Regions from separate parts of the Homo sapiens genome. Here region 2 is linked to region 1. Evidence: read pairs that join two places in POLR2A ChIA-PET (ENCODE). Cell type or tissue: Panc1. All regions are shown on one strand. Links, peaks and the distances in the headings refer to the core of each region. The heading gives the core; the rest is flanking DNA.

The links. Peaks named below come from ENCODE experiments on the same cell type or tissue, not always from the same donor. Only the 100,000 strongest peaks of a DNase experiment are listed, where the experiment ranks them.
Region 2: POLR2A ChIA-PET joins it to region 1 with 12 read pairs; 5 of 35 experiments call an interaction of 5 or more read pairs at or near these places.

What each region holds. Positions count from the first base shown.
Region 1 is chr19:48,958,195-48,964,550 of GRCh38, forward strand. BAX (BCL2 associated X, apoptosis regulator) reads left to right here. Exons shown (of 6, transcript NM_138761.4): 5 at 2,616-2,720; 6 at 3,338-3,604. The coding sequence ends at 3,442. Among named protein-coding and RNA genes, the nearest start is that of FTL, 3.9 kb to the right of the region's middle. RefSeq lists a silencer at 4,005-4,174, cis regulatory regions at 4,054-4,574, 5,514-6,014 and an enhancer at 5,696-5,805. In Panc1, for the core only: no CTCF peak of the experiment used is centred there; no DNase peak of the experiment used is centred there; H3K27ac peaks cover 1,223 bases.
Region 2 is chr19:49,179,895-49,188,554 of GRCh38, forward strand. It overlaps TRPM4 (transient receptor potential cation channel subfamily M member 4), which reads left to right. Exons shown (of 25, transcript NM_017636.4): 10 at 1,455-1,567; 11 at 2,684-3,028; 12 at 3,184-3,318. Among named protein-coding and RNA genes, the nearest start is that of TRPM4, 26 kb to the left of the region's middle. RefSeq lists an enhancer at 8,494-8,660. In Panc1, for the core only: no CTCF peak of the experiment used is centred there; no DNase peak of the experiment used is centred there.

The sequences.
Region 1 (6,356 bases), core at 1-5,000:
TCTCTCGCCTCAGTCTCCAGAGTAGCTGAGACTACAGGAGCATGCCACCACGCCCCACTAACTGTTGCATTAGTCTTTTTCTATAGAGACGGGGTCTCGCTATGTTGTCCAGGCTGGTCTCCAACAGGGAGGGATATTTCTTTTTGGAAGATTTTTTTTTTTTTTTTTTTTTTTTTTTGATACAGGGTCTCGCTCTGTTACCAAGGCTGGAATGCAGTGGCATGACCTTGGCTCACTGCAGTCTCCACCTCCTGGGTTCAAGCAATTCTACCTCAGCCTCCTGAGAAGCTGGGATTACAGGCTCTCCCCACCACACCAGCAAATGGGAGGGATATTTCTTTCTTTCTTTCTTTTTTTTTTTTCCTGAGACGGAGTCTCTCTCGGTTGCACCCAGGCTGGAGTGCAGTGGCGCGATCTCAGCTCACTGCAACCTCCACCTCCTGGGTTTAAGCGATTCTCTTGCCTCAGTCTCCCGAGTAGCTTGGGATTACAGGCGTCCGCCACCACACCCAGCTAATTTTTGCATTTTTAGTAGAGATGGGGTTTCACCATGTTGGCCAGGCTGGTCTCGAACTCCTTACCTCAGGTGATCCGCCTGCCTCGGTCTCCCAAAGTGCTGGGATTACAGGCGTGAGCCACCGTGCTCAGCTGAGAGGGATATTTCTTGATGTGTTTTCAAGATTGAGCTGATGGGGCCTGAACGTCCGAGATGAGGGGAATAGCAGTGCAGGTGATGGTGGCACCACCTACAGAGCGGGGATGATAGAATAGAAGTGGCCAGATAAAGGCTGCAGGAGAAGTCTTGGGAGTTGGGAGAGCAGGTCGGGGTCCATGGTCAGGGGTTGATCTTCTCTGGTCCAGAAAAGTCCTCTCTGGCTGGGCGTGGTGGCTCACGCCTGTAATCCCAGCACTTTGGGAGGCCGAGGCAGGGGGATCATGAGGTCAGGAGATCGAGACCATCCTGGCTAACATGGTGAAACCCCGTCTCTACTAAAAATACAAAAAATTAGCCGGGCATGGTGGTGGGCACTTGTAGTCCCAGCTACTCGGGAGGCTGAGGCAGAAGAATGGCGTGAACTGGGAGGCGGAGTTTGCAGTGAGCTGAGATTGCACCACTGCACTCCAGCCTGGAGCGACAGAGTGAGACTCCGTCTCAAAAAAAAAAAAAAAAAAAAAAGAAAAGTCCTCTCTGGGGAAGTGACATTTGCCCTGAGAGCTGAAGGGTAAGAATTTGCTTCGTCGAGGCCTGTTTAGGCGGAAACAGGAGTACATGAAGAAGTCCCGAGGCAGGAAGAATTTGATGGGAATTTAAAAAATTAAAAAAAAAAAAAAAAATGGGGCTGGGCATGGTGGCTCACACCTGTAATCCCGGCACTTTGGGAGGCTGAGGCATGCGGATCACCTAAGGCCAGGAGTTTGAGACCAGCCTGACCAACATGGTGAAACCTTGTCTGCACTAAAAATTCAAAAAAAAAAAAAAAAATAGCCCGGTGTGGTGGCGGATGCCTGTAATACCAGCTGCTTAGGAGGCTCAGGCAGGAGGATCACTTAAATCTGGGAGGCGGAGGTTGCAATGAGCCGAGACTGCACTATTGTACTCCAGCCTGGGCAACAAGATCAAAACTCTATCTCAAAAAAAAAAAAAAAAATTAGCCAGGCATGTTGGCAGGCACCTGTAATCCCAACCCTTTGGGAGGCTGGGGCAGGAGAATTGCTTGAACCCAGAAGGCAAAGCTTTCAGTGAGCCGAGATTGCGCCACTGCACTCCATCCTGGGTGTCAGAGCAAGACTCCATCTTAAAAAAAAAAAATGGAAGCAGCTCAGCGAGGCACAAAACAGGAAGTGGAAAGGTGGAGTGAGGTCAGGCCAAAGCCTGCACACAGGGCTTGTGGGCTGCACTGTGCCTTCGGGTCTTCATCCTGAGGGTACTGGGGAGCCACAGAAGGCTCAGGGGTGGGGCAGTTGAGAGTAACATTATCTTGTTTACAATTTTATTTTTTTTATTTATTTATTTTTTGAGACGGATTCTTGCTCTATTGTCCAGGCTGGCGTGAAATGGCGTGATCTGGGCTCACTGCAACCTCTGCCTCCTGGGTTCAAGCGATTCACCTGCCTCAGCATCCCAAGGAGCTGGGATTACAGGTGCCTGCCACCACACCCAGCTAATTTTTGTATTTATTTATTTTGAGATGGAGTTTTGCTCTTGTTGCCCAGGCTGGAGTGCAATGGCGCAACCTCGGCTCACTGCAACCTCCGCCTCCCGGGTTCAAGCAATTCTCCTGCCTCAGACTCCCAAGTAGCTGGGATTACAGGCATGTGCCACCACGCCCGGCTAATTTTGTATTTTTAGTAGAGATGGCATTACTCCGTATTGGTCAGGCTGGTCTTGAACTCCCGACCTCAAGTGATCCGCCTGCCTTGGCCTCCCAAAGTGCTGGGATTACAGGCATGAGCCGCCGCACCTGGCCATGTTTACAATTTTTGAAGCCGACTTCAATTGTGGGTGGCAGAAATCTTTGAGGGGAGGCAAAGAATTGACAAAGGAGGTTTGGGGCCACTATCTCCAGGCAGTGGGGACAAGGTTCAGTCCCTAACGCCCACTCCACTCCCCACAGGCCCTGTGCACCAAGGTGCCGGAACTGATCAGAACCATCATGGGCTGGACATTGGACTTCCTCCGGGAGCGGCTGTTGGGCTGGATCCAAGACCAGGGTGGTTGGGTGAGACTCCTCAAGCCTCCTCACCCCCACCACCGCGCCCTCACCACCGCCCCTGCCCCACCGTCCCTGCCCCCCGCCACTCCTCTGGGACCCTGGGCCTTCTGGAGCAGGTCACAGTGGTGCCCTCTCCCCATCTTCAGATCATCAGATGTGGTCTATAATGCGTTTTCCTTACGTGTCTGATCAATCCCCGATTCATCTACCCTGCTGACCTCCCAGTGACCCCTGACCTCACTGTGACCTTGACTTGATTAGTGCCTTCTGCCCTCCCTGGAGCCTCCACTGCCTCTGGAATTGCTCAAGTTCATTGATGACCCTCTGACCCTAGCTCTTTCCTTTTTTTTTTTTTCCCCACTGAGAAGGGGTCTCGCTATGTTGCCCAGGTTGGTCTCGAACTCCTGGCCTCAAGCGATCCTCCCGCCTCAGCCTCTCAAAGTGCTGGGATTACAGGTGTGAGCCACCATGCCTGGCCTGAGTCCAGCTCTTTAATGCCCGTTCATCTCAGTCCCCTGCCCGCAATCCTGCCTTCTGGCCTCCTCCGTCCCTGATCCCGCCTCTGCCTGCCCAGGGGCTGCCCCTGGCCGAGTCACTGAAGCGACTGATGTCCCTGTCTCCAGGACGGCCTCCTCTCCTACTTTGGGACGCCCACGTGGCAGACCGTGACCATCTTTGTGGCGGGAGTGCTCACCGCCTCACTCACCATCTGGAAGAAGATGGGCTGAGGCCCCCAGCTGCCTTGGACTGTGTTTTTCCTCCATAAATTATGGCATTTTTCTGGGAGGGGTGGGGATTGGGGGACGTGGGCATTTTTCTTACTTTTGTAATTATTGGGGGGTGTGGGGAAGAGTGGTCTTGAGGGGGTAATAAACCTCCTTCGGGACACACTTCGGCATCTGAGTCACTGGGCCTCTGCCCCGCTCCCCGGCACGTCAGGAGAGCAGGCCCTGTCCGCTGCCCCACGCCGGGCCCGCCGTCTGCTGGCCTAGAGATACCTGCTTGGGCCACTCAGGGACGTGGGGCTCTCTGCACTCACTTGACATCTTTTTCTGGGGTGCCCTGTGGGGTCTGTGGGTTAGGGATGAGTTGGTCCTGGGCCTGACCTGCAGGAGCTCACGGGAAAGGAAAAGAAGGGAGCTCACGGGAAAGGAAAAGGGAGCTCACGGGAAACGAGGGTGATAGGTGGTACATCTGTCGCAGCCCAGGATGATCTGTGCGGGACAGAGGCAGCGGCCTGTGAGGCCCAAGCAGGCGTGTGGGTAAGGGAAGAACAGCACGGCCGGCTGCAGAGCAAGCCTCCTCGGCCCGGGGACCACAGCCTGGCGTGTCACACGTGGGACCTCAGGAGGCCATACCTTTACCGAGCTGGAGAATGGGAGTGGGGGGAGGAGGGATGGGAGGACCAGAGGAGCAGGAAGGGCTCTGGAGCCTGGTGGTGAGGTCGCTGGAGGGTGGCAGGCTGAGGACACCAGGGCGAGGGCCCACGGGAGAGGCCTCCTGAGCTGGGCTGAGGACAGAGAGGAAGGGACCTGGCTGGCGACTGAGAGGCTGGAGGGCAGGGCAGAGGAGGAGGAACCTGGTCTGGCCCCACAGCTGGGTGGGGCCCCCCTGGAGAGGAACTGCCGGAAGAAGGTGCTGAGCTCAGAGGCCCAGTGACCTTAGACACAGGCGGAGCGAAGACAAGGGGGCTAGAGGATGTGGGTTCTCAGTCACAGGGTCTCTGGCACCCCCCTCTGGGTCTTTACCCCCTCCCATCTCTGGGTCTCTGTCCCCATGCTCTGGGTCTTTGCTTTCCGAGCCTCTGTTCCCACCCCACCTTTGGCCCTCTTTCTCTGGGCCTCTTTCCACCCCTGGCACCCAGACCTCTGGCCCCCTCTCTCTGGGTCTCTGTCCCCCCCTCTGGATCTCTGGCCCCCCATCTCTCTCTGGGTCTGTCCCCCGACCCTGAGTTTCTGTCTCCCTCTCTCTGGGTCTCTGTCCTCTCTCTGGCTGTCACTCTCTCTTGGGTCTCTGTACCTCCCCTCTCTCTGGGTCTCTTTCCCTCTCCCCGGTCTCTGTCCCCCGCCCCCGGGTCCCTGTCCCCGCCCCCCCAGGTCTCAGTCCTCCCTAGTCTCTGTCCCCTTCTCTCTGAGTCCCTGTCCCCCCTCTCTCTGGGTCTCTGTACCCCCTTCTCTGGATCTCTGTCCCCACCTCTCTCTGGATCTCTGTCCCCCACTCTGGATTTCTGTCCCCTCCCGCCGGGTCCCTCTGGGTCTCTATCCCCCCCACCCCTGGGTCTCTGTACCTCCCTGCCTCTGTCCCCCCCCACCTCTGTCCCCCCCTCTCTCTGGGTCTCTTTTCCCCTCCCTCTGGGTCTCTGCCCTCCTCTCTCTAGGTCTGTCCCCCTCCCCTCTCTCTCAGGGTCTCTGTACCCCTCTGTCTCCGGGTCTGTTTTCCCCTCTCTCTGGGTCTCTGTCCCCCTCTCTCTCAGGGTCTCTGTCTGAGTCTCTTTTTCTCTGGGCCTCTGTCTCCCCACCCCACGTTCTCTATGGTCTTCAGATCCTGTCTCTCTCAGCCCCTCCTCTCCCTCCACCTATGGGCCCCAAGGCCCCTCTCGGCCGACTAAAGGTCTCTGGGCTGAGGTATGACATTTGGTAAATGAGTAACTCGGGCCCCACAGTCAACGGGGTGCTTTGGACGGCTGCCCCTCCTCCATGGACTCTTCCCAGAGACCCCAAGTCAGGGGAGAGAGAGGGGCAGAGGATCAATGAGTGTACACTGAGCCACCACCCAGAGTGAGGGGACAATATGGCCACAGGCAGGATCCCAGAAAAAAAAAAATTATGGGAACCAAAAAGACACGGAGACAAAGCACACAGCCGGCTTCCAACAAGGGGGGACCTTGGGGTAGGGGGCCCGATTTGGGTCTGAGCCAGGTCTAGTTCTGAGGGTCCCACCAAAAAAGTCGGGGAGTGCCAAGGGGATGAGGTCAGCGAGTGGCCCCACCCCCATCCGTCCCCGCGGGGGCCCCTTCCCGCGCTGAGCTCAGCATGACTCAGCAGTCGCTGCCTGCAACAAGGACCCCAGATACCGGCCTGGCGGGGCATCTGCAGATCCCCTCGGTCAGGGGCTGCCCCGCCTGGGCTGTTCGGAGCAGCTCCTCTGTAGGGCAGGGCCTGACCTCACCCCACACCCCAGTGGCTTCAGCTCCCTGCCCAGCGCACGGGCTGCCTCCATCAGGGCACTTAAGTAGAGTCAAGGTTTGCGCCGACTCCGTCTCCCAGAAATCAACGTGGACCAGGCCCACTTAAAAAATATGCATTAGTCGAAGACAGACGTCTCGTCCATAGGTCCCCAGACTGTTTGTCCACAACGCAGGGCTTCTCTTTGTGGGCCTGAAGGAGCACACGTCAGGCAAGACACGAGGGCAACTTCAGAGACACTGTTCAGGGCCACGGAGAATTCTCGAAGTCTGTGAGTTGTCTCCAAAACAGCCTCCAGGAAATGCAATCCCAGAGACACCGCAAAGCTCAAAACAGACTTTTCATTCCTCCCCATTTCCACTCCCAGAAAAAGCCTGGGCCCCTGAAAGAGCTCCAAGGTATCCCCAAAGTCCCAGCCCATCTTTGGAGGGTTCCAGAGGGCTGTCCAGGGTTCCAG
Region 2 (8,660 bases), core at 3,055-8,054, 220 kb after region 1:
CTTCCCACAGTTACTGTAATTGATTACAGTGCTATGAAGGGGGTGCCACTATTTCCCATTTAATAGATGAGGAAACTGAGGCTCCCAAGGTTCAATGGCTTGCCTGAAGTCACTCAGTTGGTACTGGTGGACCGGGGACTGGAACCCACGTCTGCCTGCCCCAGAGCCTATTGCTCACCTCCACTACATGAGATTATCTCTTTCTGTGGTACCAGTTTTTGGAGCAACCAAAATGAGATGAATTTGTTTTGGAGATAGATATGGAGCAAGTGGAGGCAGAAGGAAACCTAACTCCATGTCACGACAAATGCCCTTCAGGACTTTTCATGCCCCTGTTGACTGCACATGTTTGGATCCACTACATAGCTGGATCAAATTTTTAAGGGTTTCTGGTTCTCTCTTGCTGTTTCAGTGACCTCCAGGGTCTCTCGGAGTCCCTCTCCTGTTCTCATTTTCTGCTGTTGTCACCTCTTTCCCTTCACAATATACCCCAAGTTTCAGAAATCAGAGTGACTCACGTTTGTCATCATCTGCTGTGTGTGTGTGTGTGTGTGTGTGTGTGTGTGTGTGTGTGTGTGTGTGTTGCACCCGGGCCTTTGCTTCTGCTGTGCCTGCTGCTTTGAACGCCCTTTTCGCACCTTAGGGGCATACCTCCCAGTCCTGGTGGTCTTTCAAAGTGCTACCTCAACACCCATTCTCTGGGAGCTCTCTTGGGCCACTCTATACCTCTGTGACCATATCCTCCTCTGGGCCCTAATCATATTATATGCCTATAGATGCCTCCTTAGACACCCCTCCACCCTGCCTTCCATTATGGCCTGTCCAGCCTTCCCTTTAATCGCCCATCCATCTCTGATTGTCCGTCTGCCCCATCTTGTTTCCTCTCTCCCCATCCATCCGTCTGTCCATCTATCCATCTATCCACCCTGTACATCCATCTATCCATCCATCCGTTCATTCATCCATCTCTTTATCCTTTCATCCATCCATTTATCCATCCCATCCATCCATCCTTCTATCTGTCCATCCATCCATCCTAATCATATTATATGCCTACCTCTGAGGGCACCAAGCACCCTGAGGGTAGTTATGTGTTGGGGGGACATATTTCCCCCAATAGAACCAGCTTCTTCAGGGTAGGAACTGTATCTGATTTCTCTCTCCATCCCTCCCACTGCTTGGTCCATAACATACCTCAATAAATATTAAATGAATAAGTGATTCCTTTTGTTTCTTCTTGGGGGCTGTAAACCAGTGGTCTGTGCTCTGGCCCTGAGCCAAATGACCTTATGCCTATGATAGCCTGACTGCTTTAAGACCCCCACACTCTGCCCAGTAGCAACCCCTTTATGCAGAGTTTAAAAGTCAGACATGCAAAATAGAGGCAAAATAGACATTCAGCAGATGTCCCTCCTCCCCTGACTTCTTGTCCCCTCTCCCTCTAATCCTTCCAGCCTGTGGGAGCTCGGAGGCCTCAGCCTACCTGGATGAGCTGCGTTTGGCTGTGGCTTGGAACCGCGTGGACATTGCCCAGAGTGAACTCTTTCGGGGGGACATCCAATGGCGGGTGAGGGGTCAGGGCCTGGGGGTTGGGCATACTGACAAAGGGACTGTGCTGTCCTCCCTCTCTGCCTTCTTTTTTTTTTTTTTTTTTTTTGACGGAGTCTCACTCTGTCACCCAGCCTGGAGTGCAGAGGTGTGATCCCAGCTCACTGCAAGCTCCGCCACCTGGGTTCACGCCATTCTCCTGCCTCAGCCTCCCGAGTAGCTGGGACTACAGGCGCCCGCCACCACACCCAGCTAATTTTTTTGTATTTTTAGTAGAGACGGGGTTTCACTATGTTAGCCAGGATGGTCTCGATCTCCTGACCTTGTGATCCGCCCGCCTCAGGCTCCCAAAGTGCTGGGGTTACAGGCATGAGCCACCGCACCCGGCCTCTCTGCCTTCTTAGACGCCCCTCAACCCTGCCTTCCATTATGGCCTGTCCAGCCTTCCCTTAATTGTCCATCCATCTCTGTCCATCTGCCCCATCTTGTTTCCTCTCTCCCCACCCATCCATCTGTCTATCCATCCATCCACCCTGTACCTCCATCTATCCATTCATCCATTCATTCATCCATCTACTTATCCATCCATCCATCCATTTGTCCATCCATCCATTTATCCATCCATCCATCCATCCATCCATCCATCCATCTGTCCATCCATCCATCCATCCATCCATCCATCCATCTGTCCATTCATCCATCCATCCATTCATCTGTCCATCCATCCATCTACCTATCCATTCATCCATACATCCATCCATCTACCTATCCATTCATCCATCCATCCATCCATCTATCCATCCATCCATCTGTCCATCCATTCATCTGTCCATCCATCCATCTACCTATCCGTTCATCCATCCATCCCTCTGTCCATCCATCCATCCCTCTGTCCATCCATCCATCCCTCTGTCCATCCATCCATCCATCCATCCATCCATCCATCCATCTGCCCATCCATCCATCTGTCCATCCATCCATCTACCTATCCATTCATCCATCCATCCACCCATCCATCCATCCATCCATCCATCCATCCATCCATCCATCCATCCATCCGTCCCTCATACCCTTGCCCATCTCTTGTCCTTAACCTTTGAGCTAATCTCTTCCCCTATTCATCCCACCCTGCCAGTCCTTCCATCTCGAAGCTTCCCTCATGGACGCCCTGCTGAATGACCGGCCTGAGTTCGTGCGCTTGCTCATTTCCCACGGCCTCAGCCTGGGCCACTTCCTGACCCCGATGCGCCTGGCCCAACTCTACAGCGCGGCGCCCTCCAACTCGCTCATCCGCAACCTTTTGGACCAGGCGTCCCACAGCGCAGGCACCAAAGCCCCAGCCCTAAAAGGGGGAGCTGCGGAGCTCCGGCCCCCTGACGTGGGGCATGTGCTGAGGATGCTGCTGGGGAAGATGTGCGCGCCGAGGTACCCCTCCGGGGGCGCCTGGGACCCTCACCCAGGCCAGGGCTTCGGGGAGAGCGTAAGGACCGGGCAAAGCTGGGGGGCCCCCCCGCGCGGGAAGGACCTGGGGGCGGGATTACATCAGGGATGGGGCGTGGCCAAACCAGAGGCAGGGCTGGTGGTGGCCAGTGTTGGGGAGGGGCTGGTCCTCACCACCCCTCCTTTTGCTGGCAGATGTATCTGCTCTCGGACAAGGCCACCTCGCCGCTCTCGCTGGATGCTGGCCTCGGGCAGGCCCCCTGGAGCGACCTGCTTCTTTGGGCACTGTTGCTGAACAGGGCACAGATGGCCATGTACTTCTGGGAGATGGTGAGTGCTGACTTGGCGCTCCTGCATCCCTGTCCTTTAGGCCACTGGATGCCAGTGTTCCCGAAACAATTACCATACAATTCCCCGACCCCTGACGTCACCTGACAGGCGCCCCATCCTCCGTCGCTGATATATGCCTCCAACTGCTTCCTCTTTCTTTTCTCTCTCTCACATCATGCATTATTTTATGTGTTTATTTTTTGAGACAGAGTCTCGCTCTGTCGCCCAGGCTGCAGTGCAGTGGCGCAATCTTGGCTTACTGCACCCTCAGTCTCCCGGGTTCAAGTAATTCTCCTGCCTCAGCCTCCGGAGTAGCTGGGATTACAGGCACCTGCCCCCACGCCTGGCTAATTTTTGTTTTGTTTTGTTTTGTTTTAGTAGAGATGGGGTTTCACCATGTTGGCCAGGCTGGACTCCTGACCTCAAGTGATCCACCCGCCTCGGCTTCCCAAAATGCTGGGATTACAGGCATGTGCCACCGTGCCTGGCCAAGATTCTCTCTTTGTTTTGGCCTTTGATAATATATCTCAGTGTGGATCTCTGTGAATTTCTTTTTCTTTTTCTTTTTTTTTTTTTTTTGAGATGGAGTCCTGCTCTGTTGCCCAGGCTGGAGTGCAGTGGCATGATCTCGGCTCACTGCAAGCTCCACCTTCTGGGTTCATGCCATTCTCCTGCCTCAGCCTCCCGAGTAGCTGGGACTACAGGCGCCCGCCACCACGCCCAGCTAATTTTTTGTATTTTTAGTAGAGATGGGGTTTCACCGTGGTCTTGATCTCCTGACCTTGTGATCTGTCTGCCTTGGCCTCCCGAAGTGCTGGGATTACAGGCGTGAGCCACTGTGCTTGGCCTGTGAATTTCTTTTACTTGGAGTTCCTTGAGCTTCCTGGATGTGTAGACTTTTGTCTTTCATCACATTTTGGAAGTTTTTAGGACATTATATCTTCAAATATTATTTCTTTCCCTTTCTGTCTCTCTTTTCCTTTTGGACTCTCATTATGTATGTATTAATATTCTGTATGGTGTCTCGCAAGTCCCTTAGGCTCTGCTTATTTTCCTTCATTTGTTTTTCTTTTTTCTCCTCAGGCTGGATAATCTCAATGTACTTAGCTTCAAATTCACTGATCTTTATTTTGCCTTTTTTATGAATCTACTGTTGAGTCCCTCTAGTGGTTTTTATATTTCAGTTATTGTGCTTTTTAGCTTCAGAGTTTCTATTTGGTTCATTTCTGTCTCTGTAGTCTTTTTTTTTTTTTTTTTTTTTTTTTTGAGACAGAGTCTCGCTCAGTCGCCCAGGCTGGAGTGCAGTGGCTCAATCTCCGCTCACTGCAAGCTCTGCCTCCTGGGTTCACGCCATTCTCCTGCCTCCACGCCATTCTCCTGCCTCAGCCTCCCAAGTAGCTGGGACTACAGGTGCCCGCCACCACGCCCAGCTAATTTTTTTGTATTTTTTTAGAGACAGGGTTTCACTGTGTTAGCCAGGATGGTTGCGATCTCCTGACCTCGTGATCTGCCCTCCTCGGCCTCCCAAAGTGCTGGGATTACAGGCGTGAGCCACTGCGCCCGGCCTCTGTAGTCTGTCTTTTTTTTTTCCTGGTCCCACTACAAAACTTTATTTTTGATTACAGTACCATTCTCAATCTCTTCTACAAAAAGCAGAAAAAAAAGCAGCCACTTCACTCAAGACCTATATACAGATAAGATGTTTTCTGTGTTTTTTTCTTTTTTTTTTAATTTTTATTTTTAAAAAAATAAATTCAGTGTTCACATTTCTATAAAGAATTAACCCAGTTTCAGGAAACCCTGCCTCTATCTCTGTATTCTTATTCTCTAGGTGGTGAGACATCTTTTTCCTGGCTCCCTTTAGTTCTTTTTTCATGATTTCCTTTAGCTCTTCGAGCATATTTAAGACAATTTATTTAAAGCCTTTGCTAGTAAGTTCAGTGTCTGAGTTTCCTCAGGGATAGTTTCTATTCATTTATTTTTTTCCTACTCATTTCTATTCATTTCATTTCTTTTCTTTTATTTATTTATTTGTTGTTCTTGTTGTTGTTGTTGAGACAGAGTCTCATTCTGTCACTCAGACTGGACTGCAGTGGTTTGACCAAAGTTCACTGCAACCTTGACTTCTTGGACTCAAGCAATCCTCCCACCTCAGCCTCCTGAGTAGTTGGGTCTACCAGCCACATGCCAAGCTAATTTTAAAAAATTTGCAGAGATGGGGTCTTACTATGTTGCCCAGGTTGGTCTTGAATTCTTGGGCTCAAGCAATCCTCCTGCCTGGGCCTCCCAAAGTGCTGGGATTACAGGTGTGAGCCACCATGCCTGGTCTCTATTAATTTCTTTTTTTTCCAGTATATGAACCATATTGTCTTGTTTCTTTGCATGCCTCATAATTTTTGGTTGAAAAGTGGAACATTTTGAATATGATAATGTGGCAACTCTGGAAATCAGCTTATGCCCTCCCTCCAGGGTTTGTTGTGGCTGCTGCTCATTGTGGGTCATTGTTGTTTGTTTAGTGACTTTTCTTTTTTCTTTTTCTTTTTTTTGGGGGGAGGGGGGATGGAGTCTCACTCTGTGGCCCAGGCTAGAGTACAGTGGTGCAATCTCGGCTCACTGCAAGCTCCACCTCCCAGGTTTAAGTGATTCTCCTGCCTCAGCCTCCCAAGTAGCTGGGATTACAGGTGTGTGCCACCACACCCAGCTAATTTTTGTATTTTTCATAGAGACGGGGTTTCACCATGTTAGCCAGGCTGGTCTCAAACTCCTGACCTCAGGTGATCCACCCACCTTGGCCTCCCAAAGTGTTAGGATTACAGGCGTGAGCCACCGCGCCCACCCTGTTTAGTGACTTCTCTAAACCTTTTTTGGAAAGTCTGTATTCTTTGCATGTGTGGCCATGGAAGCCCCTCTTCTGTTAGCTTAGTGGTCTGCTGGTGACTTGACAGAGATATCCTTAAATGCCTAGAACCACAGAAGCAAATATAACAAGAAACTCCCTATAAGTGCTGGGATTAGAGGCATGAGCGACGCCCACCGTGGCTGTATATTGAAGCAGTCTTTCAATACTTAGCCAAGCTGTTTACAGTTCTGCTTTAGTCTTCACTTCCTGCTTGTGCAGAGCCTAAAGTTCAGCCAGATGTAAGAGCTTCAGGTTTTCTCTGGTATTTTCTGAGCACGCCTCTAGCCCTAGTCATGCATCTAGCCGTCTGGATTTCCTGGTACACAAGGAAGACTTTCAAAGCCCTTATTCCCTCCAAGTATTTCCTTTCATGGCCTCTTTCTTCCCAAGATGCTTAGTGTATCTATTACTGCCTCTACTGTGAGTCCTTGCCTCAGATGGATGTGGTTAATTCATTTGCCTTTAAAAGATTTTAACAGGCCGGGTGCAGTGGCTCACACCTGTAATCCCAGCACTTTGGGAGGCCGAGGCAGGTGGATCGCCTGAGGTCAGGAGTTCGAGACCAGCCTGACCAACATGGAGAAACCCTATCTCTACTAAAAGCACAAAAAATTAGCCTGGCATGGTGGCGCATATCTGTAATTCCAGCTACTCGGGAGGCTGAGGCAGGAGAATTGCTTGAACCTCGGAGGCAGAGGTTGTGGTGGGCTGAGATTGCAGCATTGCACTCCAGCCTGGGCAACAAGAGTGAAACTCCGTCTCAAAAAAAAAAAAAAAGATTTTAACACACACTGCCTGGAAAGCCACTTTTTCTCTGGGGAAAGCTCTAAGGCAGGTGAAGCAAAGTCAAGTCCTTGAGCTGTTGCTTCAGGGAGCCACCAGATAGGGCCACACACACAACCACAATTCTGGAGGGTAAGTCTGAATTGCTCCCTCTAGTACTAGCGACCCACACCAGGAATGTGTGTCTTTGTCTTCAAGGTTGCCACTGAACTGGGGAGCTGGGGGTAGTAAGTGGGTAGGTTAAAATGTCACAGTACCCTCTTACTGAAATTTAGTGGTCTCTTCATTAAGCATTTTCTTGTTTTTTTTTTTTTATAAGTTTTCGATTAGATTCCAGAATTCTAGAAAAGTTGATTCTGACAACTTTTGATAGCTATTGATTGCTTTTGTGGAGGGATAAAGTTTTGAAGTTCCCTACACTGGCATTTTTGGTCACCTCTCCAAGGGCTTTTAAAAATTTCATTGTTAGAGACAGGGTCTTCCTCAGTCATCCAGGCTGGAGTGCAGTGGCATGATCATGGCTCACTGCAGCCTCAACCTACTGGGCTCATTCGATCCTCCTACCTCAGCTTCCCTAGTAGCTGGGACTACAGAAGCAGACCACCACGCCTGGCTAACTAAAAAAAAAAAAATTTTGTAGAGATGGAGTCTCACCATGTTGCCTGGCTGGTCTTGAATTCCTGGGCTCAAGCAATCCTCCTCATTTGTAACCACCCAATGGGTTCACGTTGCCCGCTGCCTAGACAGAGCCGATTTATCAAAACAAGGAAAGTGTAATGGAGAAAGAGTAATTCGCGCAGAGCCGGCTGTGCGGGAGACCTCAGTTTTATTATCACTCAAATCAGTCTCCTCGAGGATTCAGGGATCAGAGCTTTTAAAGATAATTTGGTGGGTAGAGGCTTGGGAAGTGGGGAGTGCTGATTGGTCAGGTTGGAGATGGAATCACAGGGGTTGGAAGTGAGGTTTTTCTTGCTGTTTTCTGTTCCTGGGTGGGATGGCAGAACTGGTTGAGCCAGACTACAGTCTGGGTGGTGTCAGCTGATCCATCCAGTGCAGGGTCTGCAAACTATCTCAAGCACTCATCTTAGGTGTTACAGTAATGATGTTATCCCCAGGAGCAATTGGGGGAGCCAGAGGCTGCGTGACCCCTAAACTTAATTTCTAATCTTGTAGCTAATTTGTTAGTCCTGCAAAGGTAGACTGGTCCCCAGGCAAGATGGGGGTCTTTGGGGAAAGGGCTATTATCAATTTCGTTTCAGAGTCAAACCATGAACAGAATTCCTTCCCAAAGTTAGTTCAGCCTATGCCCAGGAATGAGCGAGGACAGCTTAAGGGTTAGAAGCAAGATGGAGTCGGTTAGGTCTGATTTCTTTCATTGTCATAATTTTCTCAGTTATCATTTTTGCAAAGGTGGTTTCACTTCAGCCTCCCAACGTGCTGGGATTATAGTCGTGAGCCACTTTACCCAGCCTCCAACTGCTTCTTGACCTGTCTGTGACTGCTGAATTGATTCTAACTGCAGCCCAGCCCCTGACTTGCATCCCTGGTCTCTGAACCACCTGACTTCTGGCATTTTCAACTGACTTTCAGTTTCTTCCAGATCCATCTCCAAACATTACTTCATCCTTGGCCTCTGATGACCCCAGTTAGTTTCTGACCT